Regions from separate parts of the Mus musculus genome. Here region 1 is linked to region 2. The links are chromatin loops, found by intact Hi-C in ENCODE. Cell type or tissue: heart. All regions are shown on one strand. Each heading gives the region's core, and the rest is flanking DNA. Links, peaks and the distances in the headings are about the cores only.

What was found. Peaks named below come from ENCODE experiments on the same cell type or tissue, not always from the same donor. Only the 100,000 strongest peaks of a DNase experiment are listed, where the experiment ranks them.
Region 1: a loop joins it to region 2, with 2.2 times the contacts of the local background. A loop is called at or near these places in 2 of 42 quality-filtered maps.

What each region holds. Positions count from the first base shown.
Region 1 is chr1:67,033,464-67,044,466 of GRCm38, reverse strand. Lancl1 (LanC (bacterial lantibiotic synthetase component C)-like 1) reads left to right here and starts at 5,595. Exons shown (of 9, transcript NM_001190985.1): 1 at 5,595-5,972; 2 at 10,226-10,343. The coding sequence starts at 5,892. In heart, for the core only: no CTCF peak of the experiment used is centred there; a DNase peak (open chromatin) is centred at 5,576; H3K4me3 peaks cover 1,801 bases; H3K27ac peaks cover 1,262 bases.
Region 2 is chr1:66,694,807-66,705,809 of GRCm38, reverse strand. It overlaps Unc80 (unc-80, NALCN activator), which reads right to left. Exons shown (of 65, transcript NM_001368824.1): 65 at 6,660-10,480. The coding sequence ends at 10,214. Rpe (ribulose-5-phosphate-3-epimerase) reads right to left here and starts at 4,979. Exons shown (of 6, transcript NM_025683.3): 1 at 4,782-4,979. The coding sequence starts at 4,903. In heart, for the core only: no CTCF peak of the experiment used is centred there; a DNase peak (open chromatin) is centred at 4,929; H3K4me3 peaks cover 2,159 bases; H3K27ac peaks cover 1,296 bases.

The DNA of each region.
Region 1 (11,003 bases), core at 3,128-8,127, 340 kb before region 2:
CGGTCATTCCATCCCAGGTTGAGAACCATTGGTCCAGAGAATTATCTGAGGGACTGTGACATACCAGATGTAAGCTAGAAATCAATAATTCCCAGAATTCCAGCCATGGTTTTTAAATATTCGCACTATATTCTTTCATTGTCTTTTCTTCTCTAGAAGCAACCATACCAAACTCTAGACAGCAAGAGAATCACATAGCTATCTATCCAATTCTACAATTTTTGCCTACAAGAGATTCATATGAAGCTTTTCATTATGCAGAGCCAGCCCAATTTCCCTAAGACAGAGTGCTTGGCAGGAAATGGGGAAGTTTGTATTAACATGCGCTCCAGTGGTGACAATATGAGGGAGTCAGTCTTTGAGAAGAGCAAGTCTTGCATGATTCTTTGGAGTTCCGGTCCTCTCCTTTCCTTGGCCTGCCCAGAGCACAACCTTCATGCCAGGCTTTGTGGCTCAGCCCAGGCAATGTGTTGATAAGGGAGGAAGGACTTTCTGAAGCCCAGACCTGAGGGCCCTCACAGTCAGACAGAGACACTAAGTGTTCAAAACCAATGTGACAAGGTGGTAACAAGGTAACTAGTAGATTCTTAGGCCTCCTCCCTGGTCTAGGAGCTCTAATTCCAGATGTGTGTGGCCGTACTGAGGGACTGTCTTTGCCTTCTCGCTGTAAACCTTTGTGTTCCACAGTTACTCACCTTGACTTTGACCTCTCATTTCTCCCAGCAAAAAGAAAACATATATATATATATGAAGCATAAATAACACAGTTATTGGGAAAGCTGGGAATTTTTAATATTTTCCTTTTAATAACTTAAACTACCTATTGTGAGACAAATCTGTATATGACATGAGCATTGTAAATACTGGCACCTCCTTGTCAGGCAGTGGAACAGGCTGGTGGGAATCCCAAACTGGGGCAAACAAGGGTGAGTGTGTATCATCTCACTACATGCACTAGTGTATGCTTTGCGGCTGGGTGAGGACAGAAGCAAATGTAATTCATCTCATTAGGCATTTCTGGCGGCCCAAGATGTGGCTCAGTGAGTAAAGGCACTGCCAAACCTGACATCCGAGTTCAATCCCTAGGACCCACACAGTAGAAGTAGAAATTGTCCTGTAAGCTCCACACACAGCACATTCACCCCATAGCTAAATACAACAAAAAATTAAAATATATTCTTAAATGAAATGCTTTCTGACTTTGAACAGGATCCCAGATATAGGTGCAAGGACATGAGGTTTTTTATTGCTGACTTGCTTATAGATACCATGCACATAGGCAACAAGGATCTATGTAATCTTCACAATAGAGCGTAGGCCCACATTCTCAAAAACAAAAGAAAAAACCTCTCTTCTTGCTCCTAAAGACATGGGCTGTTGTGTTGATCAAGATCTATTCTCAAGGGTTAGAAGGAAATCGAGAAACCTGTTTAAATGTTTGAACATCTTTGACCAACTTTCTGTGCTTGAAATCTTTCTCATCTCCCAGAGAACGCCAGCACAGCTATAACGGGAGCATTTGCCCAGCAGTTACAGGTACCAAGAAATCTGTCAGCACACTAATAACAGTCCTGACAAGGCAAGGAGGTGGTGTCGTCTGTACCACAGCAAACACTGTCTCTAGGAAATTAAAAGTGAACCGCACTGTGTTTGGTGAATGTCTGTTTGCACGTCCGTTTCCTCTGCTGCCAAAGGCACTCCCAACCAGTGGGGTCAATACCATGGGCGAAACAGGAAATTGCTTCAGTTGTACATAGCCCCAACTGGATGTTAAACCAACAGGACAGTGACAGTAAAATCAGACTTAGACAGCTGCTACTTTATAACTTTTGTGCTGCAAAGAAAATAGGCTACTCTGAGTAGAAGGGGAAAAAATAAATAAATCAAAGTCATAGACTGCATGTGCTTTAGAGAAGATGTTTTTGGAATAATATAGAATCTCATGGTCTCTCTCCTCCCTAGTACAATGGCAGGATTAACAAAGTTCAAGAGGATTCACCATAAGCAGCAATGGTGCATTCAAGGAGGTCAGAGGCAAAGTGGGAACCTGTGTCCCCCTTATGCTAGCACACAGGTACTATCAGTTACTAGAACTTCCACGATGCATAGGAAGGAGACCACTACCCACCAAACCAGTTCACTCCTTCAGACATCAAAAACACACAGATTGGACCAGAAGATGACCTCATTTCATCCTCCTTGTGGCTTAATGGTCACAGCCATGTGGCTTAATTCTCACCAGTGGACATGTGAGGGAAGTGATGGATTCCTGTACCAGCCTGTGCATGCCTGAGTTTGCCTGGCTCCACAACTCCCTCAAGTCTGGGCACAGATGTACCTCTGATAGAGAGCCATGGTCATTGTGACCAGAGTAACACCCTGAGGAATGGAAGAGATCTACAATCCTGAAAGGTGATGAGGAACAAAGCTAACCTCGACTAAAAGAAGTGCTTTTCTCTCTGTTTCCACAATGTGCTTTAGGCCTCTTGGTGGCTGTGACCTCGCTGTCACCTCCCACATGCTCTGGCATTTGTAGATTGCCTTCTGCAAACCCAGAAACGGATAACAGAAAAACAAAAAGTAAATGCTACCAGCATCTCAGACTTTGGAACCTCCAGAACTGTCCGAAATCTAACTTTGTGTTGTCTCTTCTTCTTGGCAAGGGTGGGCTGTAGTGGCAGCTTTGGGGCATCCTCCTTGCAGCCTGTTAGTGGATAGACACACATAGCTTGAAGCCAAGTGTTTGAACCTTGATAACAAAATTGTGTAGGTTCTATTTAGATGAAAATTAGCAGGCAGGAAAATGTGGTCCTAATATCTGAAGCCAGAACTTCATAGCTGGAATGTACCTGCCAGGAGACCAAGAAAACCTGTCAACCGACAAGAAAATCATGCAAAAACAAACACAAAAATGAACATCCAAAGGTAACGCCCTGTTGTTTGGCACGTGTCTGAACAAAAGCCCAACACTATTCTCAACAAAACTTAAAAATAAAAATAAAAGTGTTTCAACATCTATGGAAATTTTATGCCATTCATTAACATGGTAAATTTAGAATACTAGACAATAAATGCTGGGCAGGAGGTGAGAACAAAAACTGATAGGTCCCAACAGAAAGGAGATAAACTAGTGCAGTGCTCCTAGAAAGCAGTGTAACAGTATTGGGGAATTAATAGTGAGGGAATTAATTTTGAGAATGTCCTATGATCCAGCAGTTGGCTTCTGGTATATATAAAATGGCTATATATAAAATAGGTAGATAGATAGATAGATAGATAGATAGATAGATAGATAGATAGATAGATAGATAGATAGACAGATAGACAGATCATGTGCCTTGGCCTGGAGAGATATCTGTGTGTGTAAGAGCTTACTGTAGAAGTATGAAGTGCTGAGTTCAGATCTCCAGCCCCCACATAAAAGCCAGATGTAATAGAAACCATAAACCCAGGTCTGAGGAGGACAGAGACAGGAGAATCACTGGGACTTAGCTTACTCCAGCCACGGAGAAAAACAGCAATGTCCAGGCTCACTGAGACACTGTGTCTGGAACAAGACAGATAGAGGACACCACAGACGCCTCTGACTTGCCTACACTTGTGCCTCTGTTCCCAATAGGAGCTCAGCATCTCATTATACTGTCCACATGGCACATCCTTCTCAGGTTTTTCAGCCACCAGCATGCTGCTTTCAAACTTCCAGACTTCCTCCATCCTGTGCTCCCCCCTACCCCTACCCCTGCCCTCCTGCCCCATCCTCCATCTTCCTGTCCACAGTCATCTGGTCAAGCATCATTGTCTGGTTAAGGTGAGTGTTCCACTATGCTCCCCCGAGTCGTTCCTTCCATACATCGTTAGTGTATTTAGGTATCACAGGAACTTCAATTGCTCATGGAAAGCCTGTGAGGGGACATCATGACACTGGGCTTGCAATAATAACATAATATGATTACAATAATACAATTATTATAAAATGCCTCTCACTCCTTTCCTTTCGTCTCTTCTGAGATGCTCCTCCACACCTCCATGTTTTCAGCTTCATAGTCACTAAAGACCTCTACTAACTCTGCATGAATATGCTGTGAGAACGGAACTAATGAATTTTCTGGGAGAACAAATGTTATTATAAAAAAACAAAAACAAACAAACAAACAAAAAAACCCCAGAACTTTTATGTTAGTCTAAAGCAACTTCTCAGGAGAGAACTGGGGTCAACATGATGAAGAGGGGGTTCAGGGGGAGCAGGAGGCCAGGAGTGGGTGTCTGAAGTATGTGCCCCTTAATCAAGAGAAAGGTGAAACGAACTGACATTTTATGATTTTTATTTTATTCATTCTGTCTCTCTCCTTCTCTTCTCCCCTCCCCTCTCCCTCCTTCCCTCTTTCCCTCCTGTGTGTGTGTGTGTGTGTGTGTGTGTGTGTGTGTGTGTGTGTGTGTGTGTGTGTGTTTGGGGTCGGGGTGTTTATGGACACCAGAAGACAGCATTGAATCAGCTGGAATTATGCTGATTGTAAGCAGCTCAAGGGTGCTGGGAATCAAACTCTGGACCTCCTGGAGAGCAGCAGGAGCTCTCAGCCCCTAGGCATCTCTCCTGCCCTTGACAGATGTGAACTAGACCCCCTATATTCTTTGAACAGAGAGGTCCCAATGCATCCCGGGTAGGATTTAATTTCCAACATAAAATTTTCAAACAAGAAGACTGTAAACACTGAAATGGCTCTCCAATCTTTGTCCTTTTTTTTTTTTTTTTTTAAGGGTTCAATATGTAGTATCAGAGTCTAATTTAGGCTACTGAGCGGACTAAATTTCCTAAGGGTTCTTTTGAGTTTTTGCATAGTTTCCCTGATGTTTTTATCATTTGGTGCCTTGCCCACACCCTCCTGAGCACCTTGAAGTAAAAAATGTCCCCAAAGTAGTTAGCATATTCTGTTTTTTGTAATGGTAGTGTGTTGGAGCTCACAGAGTCTGGTGGGGTTTGTTTGTTCTTTGAAACAGGGTTTCTGGTTTCTCAATAAAACTCTGGCTGTCCTGGAACTTACTCTGTAGACTAAGCTGACATTGAACTCAGAGATCTGCCTCCCTCTGCCTGGTCTTCCAAATGCTGAAATTAAAGTCTTGAACCACCACCACCACCAAACCCACGTGGCCAGCCAGGTGGTGGTGGTTGGGTTTGTTGTTTCCGTCACTGTCATTTCTGTGTCTCTTTTTCCCTCCTTTTAGAAACGTAATTAGAAGATGTAAAGGCAAACACACCCCCTACCCCCACCCCCTACACACACCAATTTCATTTTGTCAGTTAAGACTTCAGTGTGTAATTTCAGTTTGTAGTTAAGACTTCGGTGTGTAGACTTGAAAACGGTCCTTTCCCTTTGCAGGGAAAGGGGACTTCGAACTCCTGGAATCTAGAACTGAACTTTCTTTAACAAGGTGTTTATAAACGAGTGTCGGAAACCTGGAGCCCCACCACCGCTGCCCACCGGGAAAGCATCAGAAAGTGCGTTGTGTCTTTAAGAACTTGAAGGTGGGAGGCGGGCCTCTGCCTTCTCGTGCCCGTTGATTGGCCAGGCCTACAGGAAGTGGGCGGTAAACGCGCCGCATCTGTTATTGTCGCCGCTGCGCGGTTTGCGGAGCCGCTGGAGAGGCGTGCGGGTTCCATCATCTCCGTGTGCTCCCCACTCGTGGGCGTGGGACGTGGGTGAACAACGGGCTCCCTTCCTCCCGCGGGGCTCCGAGCAGCGGCCGCTGTCCCGCGCGCTTGCGGAGCGGCTGCCAGCCGGGGACCGCTCGGAGGGAAGGGGCTGTCAAAGGGCCTTCAGTCGCGTCCCAACCCCAGGTCCCAGCCCCCCTTGAGATCTCTCTTTCCCCTGTTCTGCAGGTTCGCTTGCGGCGTCATGGCTCAGAGGGCCTTTCCGAATCCTTATGCCGATTATAACAAGTCGCTGGCCGAAAACTACTTTGATTCTACTGGGAGGGTGAGTTGAGGCTTGCCTACCTACCCTCTCTCCCCCAGCTCCAGGGCTCCGAAGGACATCACTTCTGCCTAGATGATGGGGACGCCCATCTGTCCCCCGCCAAAGATGTGTGATTAGATCAGACTTACATAAGTATCTAAGTTGGGATACACTGCGTCCTAACATATTGGATAGAGAATAAAACCCATTGTCAACATCACTAACAGTGATGTCAGTTATAAAAATTGTCTTCCAAGTTCACTCCCTAAGTGGCATTAAGGGAGATGAGGAGCCAAGTTGTCTTCATAGGTGCCATGTTTTTCATTAGTGAGTGTGCGCAAGTTAGGACAGAGTCATGAGTGCAAACTAGAGCGTGGAGAGGACCACGTTAAAGGCATGGTGCTGACAGAAATGTATCCAACAGGCCCAAAATCATTTGTGATTTTACCATTTTTCGAAGCCTATAAAGCTGAGAGCGGTGAGCCAACGATTAGAAAAACCATTTGTACTTACACTGGTTTGCCCACCACCAGGCACTTAGAGAGGAGAGCCTGGAGGTGTGGCACCAGGGACCTGTTTTCTCATGCCTTCTGGGGAGTAGGATTATTATTATTGGAATAGAAACCTGGTTTTTGAGCCCTGAGAGAGAAACTAAAAAGTGTGCACTCACTGTGTAGCCCAGGCTGACCTTGAAATCACTATCCTCCTGCCTCAGCCTCCCCAGCACTGGGCGTAAAAGTGTATGCCAGTGGCCATACATTTTATCAACTTGTTTCTTTGAAATGCTATGACTGTGCAAAAAAAAGAAAGAAAGAAAGAAAGAAAGAAAGAAAGAAAGAAAGAAAGAAAGAAAGAAAGAAAGAAAGAAAAAAAGAAAAAAAGAAAAAAGAAAAGTGTTTTTAGGTAGCTGTGAAGAGTTCACAAATATGTCTGGCTTATGTGGTGTCAGCTCACCCCTGAAAACACCTTAGTTGGTCATGCAGTAGCAGGGAGGGACAGTGGAGGTGCAGTGTGGAAGGGTATCAAAGTGTATGGCCTCCTGGGACAAAGCTTTGTGTAATTGGAGCCCCAGGGTCCTTCTTGTCATCATGAGGGCCTGTGTTCTGCCTACCTCAGCAGATCTGAAGGTTTGAGTCAGTCCTGTGATCAGAGGGAGAGAGGAAGGTGTGCCTGCCACTTTGTGCTGACTTGGCAGAAGTGTCCTAATGATGGAACTTCAGTCTTAGGCTGTAGGATGCTCAGTTTACACAGTTAATTCTTATTCTTCTTATTATTATTATTATCTTTAGTTATTACCTTTTATTGCTTCAAAAAATTAATTTATACACTTCATGTGGGTGATGTGCAAGCCTGTACATGTTACGGCTGTGTAGAGTCCTTTCTTGCCTTGCCTTGTCGAGGCGCAGTCTATTTCTGCTACTATGCGGTGTACTCCAGGCTAGCTGGCCCACAGCCTGGGTGACTCTGCTCTCTGCCTGACATTTAGCTGTAGGAGCACTGGCATTAACATGTGTGTTGCTACATGCAGCTTTCTACATGCTCTGAGATCATGGCTGGGTAGTCATGTTTCACAACTAATACTTTTGTGTGCTGACACGTCTTGGCCTGCTTTCTTTGGGTTTTTGAAACGCTAACTAAAGCCCACACTGGCTGGCCTTTAGCTCCAAGTAATCTTCTTGCCTCAGCCTCCTGAGTACTAATACTATAGGTGTGAGCCACCATACCCAGCTGTCAAAATCAATCATCCATTCATTTCTTTTTTTTCTCAAGGCAGTGTCTCACCTTGTAGCTCTAGCTGGCTAGGAACTCACTCTGAAGTCCAGGGTACCCTCAAACTCAGCAGGCTCTGTCTTTGCCACCAGACCGGGTATAACTTTAATTCATTTCTAAGGGACAAAAAAAAGGACACCAATGCAAACTCTGATCCCAGATAACAAGGTGGTGTATGGTAGAACAGAGTTTGGAAATTGTACAGAGAAAGTGGCATCCATTTTTAAATCCTCTTGTTGAACCTGAAAGGTCAAGTCCTGGAGACCTGGCTGTGCTGCCTCCACATTCTCCACATTAAGGCAGCAATACAGAAGGAGCGTGTCTGTCTCCTGGCATCTTCCAGCACTCTTCACACTTCAGTGATGTGGTCTGCCACAAGCAGTCAGTATTCTCAGGCAGGTCACCTTTGTAAACATGTGTACCTAGCAGAAAGTGACTCCTGTCCCAGGGCTGAGGCACTCTCACTGTGGCCTCCTGATGTCAGGCCACCCAGGGCTGTGCATTACATGTGGCCTCTGTGCAGAAGATGGCCTGTGGCCATGTCGAGCTACTCCCCAAGTTCTGTGAGGCTTACAGACCTTTTTATATTAATATTGAAGTCCATCATATCTTACTAAATGCATCTCAAGTCACGTTGAAGACCTGACCTTCTGTCAGAGACTGTTAAATCCCAGGCGGCTGTCAAGCTGTGGATTCTGCATGGTGCTCAGTGCTGCAGTGGCCACAGTCCTCAGAGGGATGCTCCTCAGAGGTGAATCTTGGAACATTATTAGCGTTAGAACTTACGACACTGCCTTCTTCCAGTCTTACGTGCCTCTTTGCATGTGTGTGTAGGAGACATGCATGTGTGTCAGCGTCAAGGATAGTGTCCATTGCTCCCTGGGTGCTGTCTTTGTTTTCCAGACAAGACTTTCTGGCATGGAACTTGACAAGTAGGCCCAAGACTGGCTGTCCACCAAGCCCCAGGGATTGGCCTGTTTTTTCCTCCACAGCTCTAAGATAATAAGCACATGCCAGCATGTCCCCCTGTAAGCATGTGCCAGCTTGCCCCACTATAAGAACATGCCAGCTTGCCCCCCTATAAGCACAAGCCAATGTACCCCTCTTTTTAATATACTGGTTTAGAGGTCAAACTCAAGTTTCCTGCTTGCAAAGCAGGCACTTTACTATCAGAGCCATTTCCCTAACCTAAAGTGTTCCTCTTAAAAATGAGATTCTAGTGCTGTTGAGATGGCTCATCGGATGAATGCACTTGCAGGCCGGCTGGGGACGGAAGCGGAAGGAGAGAACGGACTCCTGACAGTTGACCTCTAACCTCTACCCAGGTGCCAGCAATGCATGCATGAGCAGACACTCACACAGACAGACTCTAGGGATGGCCAGTGTAGGCTTGAGAGTGCAGTCTTTTCATGATGAAACACCTGTCTGCACATGTGGTGGTCCTCAGCCCTGGGTGGAAATCTCATTGTGTTTTTGGAATTACAGTTTGGAGTTATAGCATGCTCCTGAAGAGTTGGTACGTTGATACCAGTCTTTAATACACGCAGTCATTTAGAGTGTACAGTGCTTGAAAACTACTTTACAGTTGCTTTATAAAGAGTATGACATGGCGGGGAGGGAGGCAGAAGACATGGCTACAATTGAGAGAACTTGTGCTTCACAGGACTGAAGTTGTATTCCCAGTACCCACATGGTAGCTCACAGCTGTCTATAACTCCAGTTTGAGGGGACCAGAATCCCGTTTTGGCCTCCCAAGGCACCAAACACACACATAGTACACAGACATACAAGCCATCAAAACACCCATACATAAAATAATAAAAAGGAAAAGAGATTTTCAAAGTAGTAATAGGATTATGACCTGTGGCCCTCATCTTGCCCATCGGTTTCATAAGCTATCACATGGGTGTCACTAACCTCAGGGTCTCAGCCTTAAGTGTACCCCTATGGCACAGAGTGGGTTTGACTTTAAGAAACCGTGGGGCAGGTGTTACTCTCCACTTCCAGGAAGGCAGCTGCAATATAAAGAAGTGGAGTTAATCTGGGCAGTGGTGGCCCACACCTTTATTTCCAGCACTTAGGAGGCAGAGGCAGGCCAATCTCTAGAGTTTGAAGACAGCCTGATACTCAGTTCAAGTTTCTGGACAGCCACGGATACACAGAGAAACCTTGTTTAAAATACCAGAAAGGAAGAAAATTACTTTCTTTTCTATTGAGACTAGGTCTGACTGTGTAGCCTAGGCTAGCCTCAAAAGTAGCAACCTCCTGCACCAGCCTCCCAAATGTTGGGATCAGAAGCGTGCACCACTATAACTTGGCTCACAGTAACTTTTTGAAATAAATGTGTTGTTTTAAATAGTGTGAGTTCCATATGTGGTTTCTGAAAAGCTACTTTAAGTTTTACATGATAATATCTTGTTTCCATGAATAAAAAAATGCCATTATAAGGTACTATTGATTGACTATTTACTCTTCGTAAAAATATTTTTTCTTAATTTCTGCAGCTGACTCCTGAGTTCTCACATCGCTTGACCAATAAGATCCGAGAGCTCCTTCAGCAAATGGAGAGAGGCCTAAAGTCTGCAGACCCTCGGGATGGCACTGGGTACACTGGCTGGGCAGGTACAGTGCACTGACTGAGCTAGCATACACACTGCTGAGAGTCAGGGCAGGACCTTTCCAGAACTGTGAGGTGTGAGTGCGTTCTGGGAGTGTGCAGCCCACGGGCAAGCACACTGTGGGTATTCATGCCTGGCGCTGGGCGTTTACTGTGAGGAGAAAGATTGTTTTCAGCATGATGTAGTTGATTGGAAGAGTTCCTGGAACAGAGGCAAAGACACTTCATCTTCATGGAATAAAACAAGTCTGTAAATGTTACCTAAAGCACCCATCCCAAAGCGTTGCTCTGTAAGGATCACAGTTAGTGCCAGTGTGAACGAACCTCCTCTGCTCTCCTTGCTGGTTGGTTTTCAAATGCTGTCTACCAGGCTCTACTGCTGATAGCCTGGAGGGGAAGAACTAGCCGCTGCTCTGGAGGGAAGAGAGGGGTGGGGAGGCTGAAGGAAGGCAGTTAGCCTCCTACTGCAGACGAGAGAGCACAGTCAGAATACTGAGGAAAGTGGTCTAGGGGCACAGAGTTTCCTTCACACGTGGATAGTTGAAGGCTCCATTTTGAGCTTCCAGACCTTGCAGGTTCCTGGGGCCCACAGCTGAGTTGCTTAGTGACTCATAAGCAGAATTCAGGAATAAGCATTTCACAAACAAACGTGGAAGCTAATCTGT
Region 2 (11,003 bases), core at 1,921-6,920:
TCATAGTGTATTGAGAGCTCAGTTCACGCCAGGGGTTATAACTTTCTTCATACCTCAGACTTAGTAAAAACAGATATGATTTACAGCCTCTTTGAAAACATGGTAACTTAACACCCTTCAATCACCTGGTTCATAATCTGTGGGACAGAATTCAAGTTAAGTCAGTCTGACCTCAACCCCAACGCACTTAACCTTTAAACTCCTTAAATACTAGGTGCACACAAATATTCTGAAATCCAAATAAAACCCCAAATCTGAGACAATTCTGCTCACAAGAATTTTGGATGAGAGGAATTCAATCTGCACCCCTCCCAGTCCTCACTAAATGGCCGATCCAGCTCTTGATGAATAGAACCATGGGATGGAAGACGACGAAATCCCAGAACAAGTGCATGGAATCACACTCAACTGCTGCGTTAACAAAAAATAAACTATAGTGCTATGGTCCTGAAATGTAGACTGAGAAAAGCTTAACAATAATGCCCACGGAAATGTGAAGAAAGAAAATAGCAAAAGGAAGATTATAATAAATACTTTAAGTATTCTGTAGAATTCTGAAATATTAGAAGATCACAGGATTTATGAAACATTGATATCTGTAGGACCAGAAAAGCCGAAAAGGAAGAGAAGGCAAAAAAAAAAAAAAAAAAAAAGCACGCTTAGGTCAAAGGGACAGGGTGTTGACCACAGCAGGGGTAGACGCCATCGGATTAAGGATGGTCAACGTTACACGCAGGTGTTCGGAGTTTACTGCGCTGTAACTATCAAGTGGGGTATGAGCTTCTTAAGAAGTAATAAATACAATAAAGCACAAAGATGGACTGAGTGATAAGTGCAAGAAGGAAGGCAGGTGTTAATGCTAAGAATCGATAAAAATGACAAAAATAGGAAAATAAAAAAAGAGGGCCTGTCAACAACTGATTAGATGCAGCAGGGAGTAAAAGAGTTAAGTTTTCTTCTAGCCCAGTGTCATACAATCAGTAAGTGCTGGCAGGAGGAGTTAACACAGGCAATGAGGCTACAAAGGGCAGTCTCAGCATTCACCTGCCAGTACAGATACTAGAACAATAGTCCTGGGGAGGGAACAGCAACTCACATTCTCGGGATCGACCTGAGAGGGTCAGAACGAGTGGGCCATGGCTACGTTCTCTAACCAACTGATCCCTGGAGGTTCAAAGATTATTCCACTGCCTGTCCAAGGGCCATTACTGTCAGGGCTCAATCACACACCGATGTTAACTCCACCAGAGATACGGGGCTGGTAAGCAGGCAGCAACAGGCTGTTCTGCAACTTCACACTAAGTCTTCAGTCGCATATACTGTGCTTGTACCGTGTGGTCTTGAAAATTAGTTTGCTCAAATTTAGGTTCCATTTATTATTAAAACAATCATGACAAGTATCATGGGCTGAGAAGCTGAGAATCTAATAAATACAAATTTACTTGAGAAACACAAGAATAACATGTAAAAGTACTGACCTCCAAGTTAAGTGAACAATTTGTGCTCTTGGTAATAAACTCAATGACCTGGGTTTAATAAATTCACTAAGAGCCCAATATGCACCAAAGTTTTCATGAGAAACTAAAGGCTTGTGGCTAAGCCATAACTAAAAGGTGCAAAAACCTAGGCATGCAATCAGGTGTTTCGGAACTACCGGACAACATGAATTATCAAAGGATTTCCAGCCTCTTTATGAGAGGTACTGAGGTTCCAAAAACCAAAGAACATGATTTTTTTATCAAATGCCTCAGATTTCTTACCAGAATAGGAAATCCTAAATTAATTTTCTCGAAAGCAAAGGAATTCACCAGAAATGCCAGCTTCATCACTATTTCACTCTGACATTCCCCACGACCCTCCTCAGAAGGAAAGTGTAACAAAGGGTTCCTCGTGCCTGAAACCAGGGACTTGCTGGGGATAATCCATAGCTGCTGTAACAGAGGAATCTACGTCTCCTCTCTTAGCAGGTCCCATCAGCATCCCTATACTTTAGTAATAACTGGAAGGCAGTCTACTGCAGACAAACCAACAAACAAAATGTAAGAGGATTACGGTTGGTACAAAACGCACCAAGACAGGAACCAGAAAATCTTCCCGGGGATCAGGAACTGGAGAGTCTTTGGCTGGTGGCAAAAGGAAAACTGAGCAGGTGAGCCAGGCTAGAGAAGGTAGGGCCCAGGACACAATGAGAAACTGGTTACAGATGCTTGCCTTGCTCAATTCCACACAATCAAGGCCTTACCAGAATACAGAAGAGAATTCCAAATCTTTGATATCTCCAGCAAAAGTCAGAAATTCAGTATTTATATAAAATCTCTCCAACGTAAATGAAATGCCAATGACTAATTTAGAAGTAGCCGTGTGTGCGTTGCTCCCATAGTTGGGATCAGCACATTCCAGCTAGCATTCTGCCATGGTGTGTTTTGTGCTTTTCTCAAAATGTGTTTCCAGAAAAACAAACCTGTTCTTTACTTCAGATATTTAACCATACTTGTGTCTGGCCACCTAGTGTTTCTTAGCCTAGTTTCTGACTTTCTAGATAAGATCAGTTTGAAACAGAGAAGAAAACGGAGGGGTGGAGAGTAAGCAGAGGAGGCTGGCCACCTTTGTAAAGGGATCCCACAGCTCTCTTCTGGAGACATCAGGCTTTGTCTATTCTGCCAGAGTGATGGGAAAGGAGCTGTACTTCCCCAAACTGGTTTCCTCTTTTGCAAAAGATGAATGGAAATAGCTTTTACTTCAAAGGAAAGAAAAAAGGTAGGTATAGATTTAAAGGCATAAAAATTGTTAAAAGTAGAACGATTTAAAATAATTTTTTTGCCTTATTTACTAACTTAAGTCTGATATGGGGAAGGGGGCCAGCTGGGGGAAGGGGGGGGCATCGGTGATTCTCAGAGATGCTTTCTACTATTACTAAGCAATGATAACATGCTTTAATGTCTCTTATCAAGGAAAGTCAGATCCTGCTCTTGGAAAGTTTACAGTACACCAGGAGAGAGAGACATAGCAATATACCTTACTCTTCACGATAACATATTAACCTCAAAGAGTACCTGGACAGCCCACAGAGCCCTGGCCCTACACAAAGGACCAGATATCTAAGGAATTCTGAGAGCAGGAGACACAGTCTCATCCAATACCAAATGGCCAGCTCTGAAAATATACACACAAGTGGCATTATACAGACTGAGCAGGTCAAATTTATGTATTTAGGGATATATGTGTGTCTGTATTTTTACATATGTATTTAATAATATTTTAAAAGGTCATGGTTTTGAAAAAGAGCAAGGAGGTATAGGGTCTGTGTGAGGGTTTGTGGGAGGAAAGAGAAGGGGGAATGATTTAGTTATATTATATAGAATCTCAAAAACTAGACACGTTTAAAAATAAGGTTAAAAAAGCTGGGCACACTCAGGAGGCAGAAGCAGGTGAGGCAAGCCTGGTCTACAGCAACATTTGTATTAGCAAAGTGAAAGCACTGGTGTCCACCCCTCCCCTCTGCATCAAGCAGGCTCATTACACCTGCAGTCTGTGCCATGCTAGGACCCCTACATTTTCTCAGGCATCGAAATCAACACCATCTCTGGGGTACACATTCCAGCCGGTCAAGGGCTTTCAAGTAAGTGTTAAGAAAAATGAGATTTAACCACGGAGAGCCAAAAGAAACAAAACTGCTATGGACAAAACAGCAGTGATGTTAAAAAGAATTAGTGTAACTGAGTGTGGGGACCCGTGCCCATAATCCCAGCATTTGGGAAGCTGAGGCAAGATTTTGAGTTTGAGGCCAGTTAAGATTTATACAGACCTTGTCTCAAAAAAACCAGAAAGAACAGCAAAACCTCCAACAAGAAACGAAACTGATGTAAATAACACATATTTGCCAATGTGACTGAGGGCAAACAGATTTTGCTTATTTGAAATAAATTTATTTTTCTATCTCACTCCCAAGGTCTTTTATAATTTTATGTAAACTTTCGGTGGGAAATGCTAGTCAAAAAGCCAAGAAGATTCAAGTTCCAAGTCTGTCACAATCTTCTGTAATCTTGAGCAAGTCCTCCAGCCTCCTTTGGGTCTAGGTTTGTTTCCTCACTTTAGAACCAACTTAGGAAACTTGTACCCTGATTCTGAGCATTATAACTACAGTGCTTAAAAATTACTTACAAAAAAACTGACCTCCCTGAAGAGCAGGGTGCCTGAAGAGAAAATAGACAGGAAAATCAGAATTCGAATGGGTTATTCGATACAACTAACAACTGCAGAGAATCTGTTACACGCCAGGCACTGGACTTGCTCGTTTCAAGTTCCCCAAGACGCGGAAGCGTTCTATGATCAATAATCCTTCCATTTTCCTCACACTGAACCCGAGTCCCAATCAAGGCTGAAGCGGCTTGCCTAAGACAAGTCGGCAAGTGGTCGAACTCCGGAAGCCCATCCAGGTGTCAAGCTGAGGCTGTCTGCCGGCTTTGTCGAGAACTAGTTAGTTATCTGAGTTCGATCGAGCAAGTCGCGCCTGTCCCGTTGGGCCTCAGTTTCTCTACGAGTTCACCAGAGGAAGATCCTGAACACTGGAGGTGGCTCCCGGGTCCTATCACCACAGGTTACGGGGTGGCGGGGAAAGGACCGGGCCCCAAAGTCAGCCAGGGCCGGCTCGGTGCCCTCGGCAGCGCGCTTGGCCAGGCAGCCCGTCGTCGCACAGGGGCGCCGTGCACCCAACAGGCGCTCGCTGAGGTGCAGCGACGCCGACCCGCGCGGCCAGCCCGCCCCGAGCCCCGCGGAGTTACCCGTCCATTACATCCAGGTGCAGGTAGTCGGCCCCCGAGTCCAGCATGCGCAGGCACTCGGCCCCCAGGTTGGCCAGGTCGCTGTTGAGGATGGACGGGCCGATCTTGCAGCCCGACGCCATGGTGCCGGTTCCCTAGAGCGAGTGAGCCCACGAGAGCCCGGGCCAGCCAAGACTCCGTCCCGATTGGGCGCGCCGCACTGGCTCCGCCCCCTCCCACCTCGCACTCTCTTCCGGACTCTGCCGGAAGCAGCTGCCCTGCGGCGAGGAAGTCCCGCCTCCTCCTGGGGGGGGGGCGTCAGCTGGCTGGCTAGGGGCGGAGCCAGGTGCAGAGCTTCTGCCTTCTGTCTTGGATTTCCAAGGATCTTCTGGCTTCTTTTCCTTTTGAAAGGGAAAATAGTTTATTGAGTACAATGTAAGAAGTTCTACGGGTTGATCAGCTAGACTACCACCTACAATGTAGGAAATTTGTTTTTATTTTTTTCTCTGTTTCATACACGTATAGCATATATTGTGATCATATTCAACCCCATTACCCTTTCTTACCCCAGCCACTCCTCCTGACCCCTTCTTCCCAATTAACTCCTCTCCTACTTAAATAACTTCACCTCACGTGTCTGTAGGTTTTGTGCAGGGAGCCACAGTTGCTTATGCAATCATTAATTGCAGCATTCCGTTGAACTTCCCCCACCCTCTGTCTCTTACAGTCCTCTCTTCTGAGATGTTCCTTAGTCAAGCTGCTGATAACTGGTGACTGCTGAGTACTCAGTGTAGGAATTTTTGCAGTAGCTGAAAGTATAACGTAAAAACAAAATTCTAGGCCTTTAGGCCCAGGCATGGGAATGTGACCTCTGTGACTTAATGATGCTAATCATAAAACAGATAGCGACATTCCTCCACCCACCCGCTTCCTGGGTTCAAAGAGTGTTCATTCAAAGAAAGTCACCCTGACCATTGCTATGCAAATGTGCTATTGTTAGGGGCTCTTAGAAACTGTCTTGAGAGATAACTGGAACAATTACCAGGTATTCCTTGTGACTCTTGTGACTTTGCACTTCCTTGGGACTCTTAACTGGTATCTTTGGTATTTTCCAACAAAGCCCTCCCCACTTCCTTGAGTTGTGGTTTCTTCCTTTAAATACCTCCTTACCCAGCTAATCGGTGTGCCACAGACCTCTACCCCTGCGTGGTGTATGACCGTGGGCCCGAGAGCCCTCTTGAATAAGTTTGCAGTAAGACCGTTTCTTGTGTGATTTGGGGTGTCGCCTCTCCTGAGTCAGAACGTGGGGGAGTCCTCACGTTGTGGGTCTTTCATAGCCAGTCTGATAGAGTTGCTATCCAGCCATAATTCTTGAAATGGATAAGTGGCGTAATGTCAAACGTATCCAGAGTCTGGGCCAGGAAAAAATGAAAAGGTACATGAAGATACACGTGGATAGAACAAGAGCAATTCCTAAAGAACAAGGATAGGGCTCTCATAGTTTTATTAAAAGCATGCTGGTAATTTAGATGCCATGGTTTCTGCAGGGGACACAGTTAGAAGACAATAGTCTTTAATATTCTGACTTGGGGATATACCAGCATTCCGGGTCATAATCCGGGCAGTGAAGTCAATTTGGCTTGCTGTCTTCCATATCTACATTTTGCTTTATTTTGAAAGATAGAAGATGAGAAACAGAAGTAGGTAGGTATCAAATATGGCGGTAGAGGGACTGGGGGTGTTTACCCATTAGTGACTTTAAGCTAAAAATGGCTTTAGGCTTCCACTTTAGAGTGGAAGTCTGAAGAACAAGAGATGAAGGAAGGCACAGACCAGGTCTTGAAAAATGATCCTGAATGAGCTATCCCATTCCCAATGGAAAGAAGTGAAATTAGAGCACATTAAATGATCTTAGATTTATTTTATTATATGTGCATATTCAAACACAGAAATCATTAGCTTTCATAAATATCTTTCATAAACATCTCAGTATTTATTCAGATGCATTTTCCATGCTCTTTGGTCATTCAGTATTCATAACAGACTTTATAGTCATCTGAAGGAAGTTGGCTGTGTAGTCAATCCTTTGTCTTCACCTACAAAATGGCTAATAAAGGACTTTAATCCCATGGTCACAGTGACTATTAAAAATATCATGGAGGTACGTAGATTTATGATCCTAAATGATCTTTAAATAATATAAGTAAATTTATCATAAACTTTTCCAAATACATTCTGCCCTCTATTTGTGTTTATTCTCCTGAGTGTCAGATCAAAGTTTGCTTCTAAAATGCTGCAGTTGAGACCCACAAAAATAAATGAGGAAGTGGGCTAGTTTACTCACTGCTGAGACACAAGGCCATGGATTGGTAGTGTGAGGTCACAGAGTGAAAGTGGGACTCTATGTGACAGCAGCAAATTCGGGAAAGTTCTCTGGTAAAGTATCCTGTGTAACTCAAGGAAGGTACTTAGTTCATGTTTTGGACTATAATTCTATTCATTTATGACCTTTTCTTCCCTATGGATCTCAGTACACACTCAATTATTTCCTCGGAAACTCTAGGAGTGGGCAGCAAAGTGGAGAAAGTTCTTCACTGACTAAAAGAACAGATGCTAAAAGAGAGATGCCATCCTGGCTTAAGTTACTCTTGGAGGCTTGAAGCAGAAAACCAACAGATGCCTCCAGCACTGCCATGTGCCCAGTGGTACCCCTTGACAGTGTTGTTCTCAGTGACTTGTTCCAACGCACTCAGTAACTCACTTCCCTTGTCATAAGAATCAAATAATCTAATAGAATTATAGAAAACACTGAATGCTGCGAATGAAAGAAAAATGTCTATTCTAGAAAATTCTGCATCCAGGATTTAAGCTGCTTTAATCTGGATAGTACACATGGGTACTCACTATCATGGATGATGTATTTTTATTTCTCAAGGTTTCTCTATAAAGTTGCTTTCCAAAGGAGCAATTTTAATTGGATGTAATTGTTTAATACCTGGAAAGTGGGTGCCTGTTTTATCCTTCCTCTGAATGAGATAAATATTATTAAGCATCACAGATTAAGATATAATCTAATTTTACTAATATATTGATCAAAAGTGATAATTAGTTCTTGTCACATTTTTGAATATTACAAAAGATTGTCAATTAACTTGAACTTTTATCTTAACTGTTTTCTTTAAGTTATTCCTTCAAACTCCAGGTAACAGTATTCCTGAGAATACATCTTGTGACAGTCTTATGCACATACATATACTTTAGTTACCACACATAAACATTCAACACGTTTAAGGACACAATAAATGGAATAGATGAGAAATCTCAAAAGTCCCAAGACGAGAGCACTCCCACTCTGTAAGTCCCCATTTCTCAGAGTGGTCATGTCTTTTCTTTTTTCCAAGATAAAACATTACTTAGCTTACTGAAAAAGTTAATAATAGACTTCCATACACGAGAGTGAAGGAGTCAGATTAAAAGGCAGACAGACCAATAAAATCATTTCTCAAACAGCCCAACACACTTAAAATATATAAAGGTATTTAGGGTTATTATTGAGTATTTAACAATTCTTTGACCTCTATACTTCTTAAATATCTGACACAATTATAGAGATTTTGAATCACAAGTCCAAAAGAGGGAACAAAGCACAGACATATAAACGCACACAACTCAGACACTTGTAATTACCAAACATAAGGCCTCTAATGCTAGTTGAGCAGCATAGTTTTTAACAGGCAAAATATATCAGCTTAGAACCAGAAAACCACTTACATGTCCACTTTTGCACTTAGAAATGAACTGCACATTAAGTATAAATGATGTGAAGGTGTTATAACACAGAGAAGGTTTGTTTGTCTCCTGGATTTCCCATGCATGTTCTCAGCCAAAAGGCCAAGAAGGTGGTTCTGCCCTGATTTTCTGACCTGGGGGATTTTAAATTTTATCCTAGTTAACTTATAGGTTACCTTTCATTCTCATGGTGAATGGGATCATAGCCCCAAAATATATTTGATTTTATAAGTCACTGTGCTCATTTAATAAATAATTCTAACATAAAAATCGTTTCCTTTATTATTTGTATGGGTTTATAGGTATTTTCTTTATAGTATACATTTTATAGCCAACATAGTCAATATTTAAGCATATAGAATATATTTTAAACTCATCTCAACATAATCAAAATCTCTGTTTAACTTCTACATGAAGACTAACACACACACACACACACACATCGATGTAGGTATGTTATGAGATTTTTTTCAGGGTTTAGTAGTTACATTTCTCTAATGTAAACTGCTAAACTTTTGAAAAATGTTTATGAACTGCATGATGTCCAGCCCTTCAATAATCGACTAAGTACTGGCCTGACAAGCCTTTCAAATTTTATTCTTTTTTTTTTTGAAGTAACTGCACTTTAAGTTAAAGCCCTATTTGTAATATATACAAGCTGTCTGAGTCTATAAAGAAATTGATTACTCTGACTTTCCTTCATTAACTGTGATCTCCTAAGGATCATAGAATATTTGACAACTGAGAAAAAGTTAATTTCTGATCTAGTTCTAACAATTTAACTTTAATGTATGAAAATACGCCCTCAGGGGCAGGCACAAGGACAGCAAGGGAAAGCAATCCTCTTTCCCAATAGGTCCTAATCCGAACGGTGATGTCATCATGGGTAGAATTAGGAATGCCATCTCTTTCAAGCAAAGCTATTTACATTTAGCTTTTTCATAATTGTATAGCTGTCTATGTTATTAATTCAGAATCATATCTGAGATTCTAGATATTCTCTGTCTAATACAGTAGATATGAAATGGAATGATATGTGGCATTAGAATTTTGATTTATAGGATGTAGTGAAAGGACAGTTAAAAAATAAATTTTGAAAAGTCCACGGCTCTAAAAATAGTACGTTTTTTTTTTAAATAACCAGCTATATTATTGACCCAAACAAAAATGGCTGCAGGGTTTATAGTTTAGTTTCTAATTATTTTTCTTGCTGGTTGTTTATATGTAAATTTCTATGTATATAGCCACCTAATGTAAAATTTTGAAACTACAAAAATAAACATTGTTGTGAGATGTATAATGTGAGTATCTTAAGAGACTGTATTCCCTTTTAGAACTTATCAGTATTATGAGGGCAGTAATATTAAATATTCTTAACTGTCTGTAGTAGTATATTCTTAGCTGCTCAAAGCAAGCTATACACAGTGTGCAGTGAGACGGCTCTTCCCTTTGTTCTTCCCTGTTACAGTCTTCACACAACTAAAGACTTTTAGCTATTGATTTTTAAGATGTTTTTGAAACATTAGGAGTTTTGGCAGCAAAATACACTCAGACTTAATGCCACCCACAGGCTATAAAGTGCTGTTTTAGAATTAATAATTTTCATCAGAAGCATTCTATCGTCAGCAGTCTTCTGTAGAGTGCAGAGCTCCTGTGATACAGAACTAAACGTGGGACTCATCTAGTGCTGAGTCTGTGTCTCCCAGCTCGGGAGGAGTGAAAGTGAACTGGCTGGACAGCAGGGGATTCTCCGTGCCGTTCTCCTCACTGATATGAAGGACAGTGTCTCCATGCTGTAGGAGGCTGGATGTTTCAAGGCCAGTGAAGTCATCCGGGTCTGACAGTTGAGTGGAGAGGGGGCAGTGAGCTGTGGCACCTTGTATTTCTTCGTCCTCCTTTTTCTCTCCTTCTTCAGCAAGAAGGGGCTCACTCTGTGATCAAAAGGATCATAATATCATGGACAAGTAGGATGGGTACCAGAAAAGAACATAAAAACTTCTGCATGGCTCTAACTGGACAAGAAATCAAAGGTGAATTTCAGGCTATGTCATAGGCTTTCAAAGCATTGGTTTTCTACCCTTTGACATAGTGTTTGGGGTTTTTTTTGGGGGTGGGGTGGGGGGAGGAAACATGCTTATAGACTATAAAAATGAACCAATTCAAGTGATGTGTTACACTTCTTTTAACTATAAAAGACTATGCAAATGTGTATATTAATATTACCATTTAGGTTTTAAAAATAGTGCATCAGAATATGATACTTATGGAAATTCATTTATATAAGCACAAGAAAATAATATTAAAACAATGGGGGAAAGTTTTAAGTCCGTCTGATCTTTAGGACATAGAAAACTACGTAAAGACTCCATTGATGCTAGTAACTTCATTTGCTGTAATTGAAAAATACTTCAACTACATATCAAATTTCTGTTATCAATGATTTTTCCAGCTGAT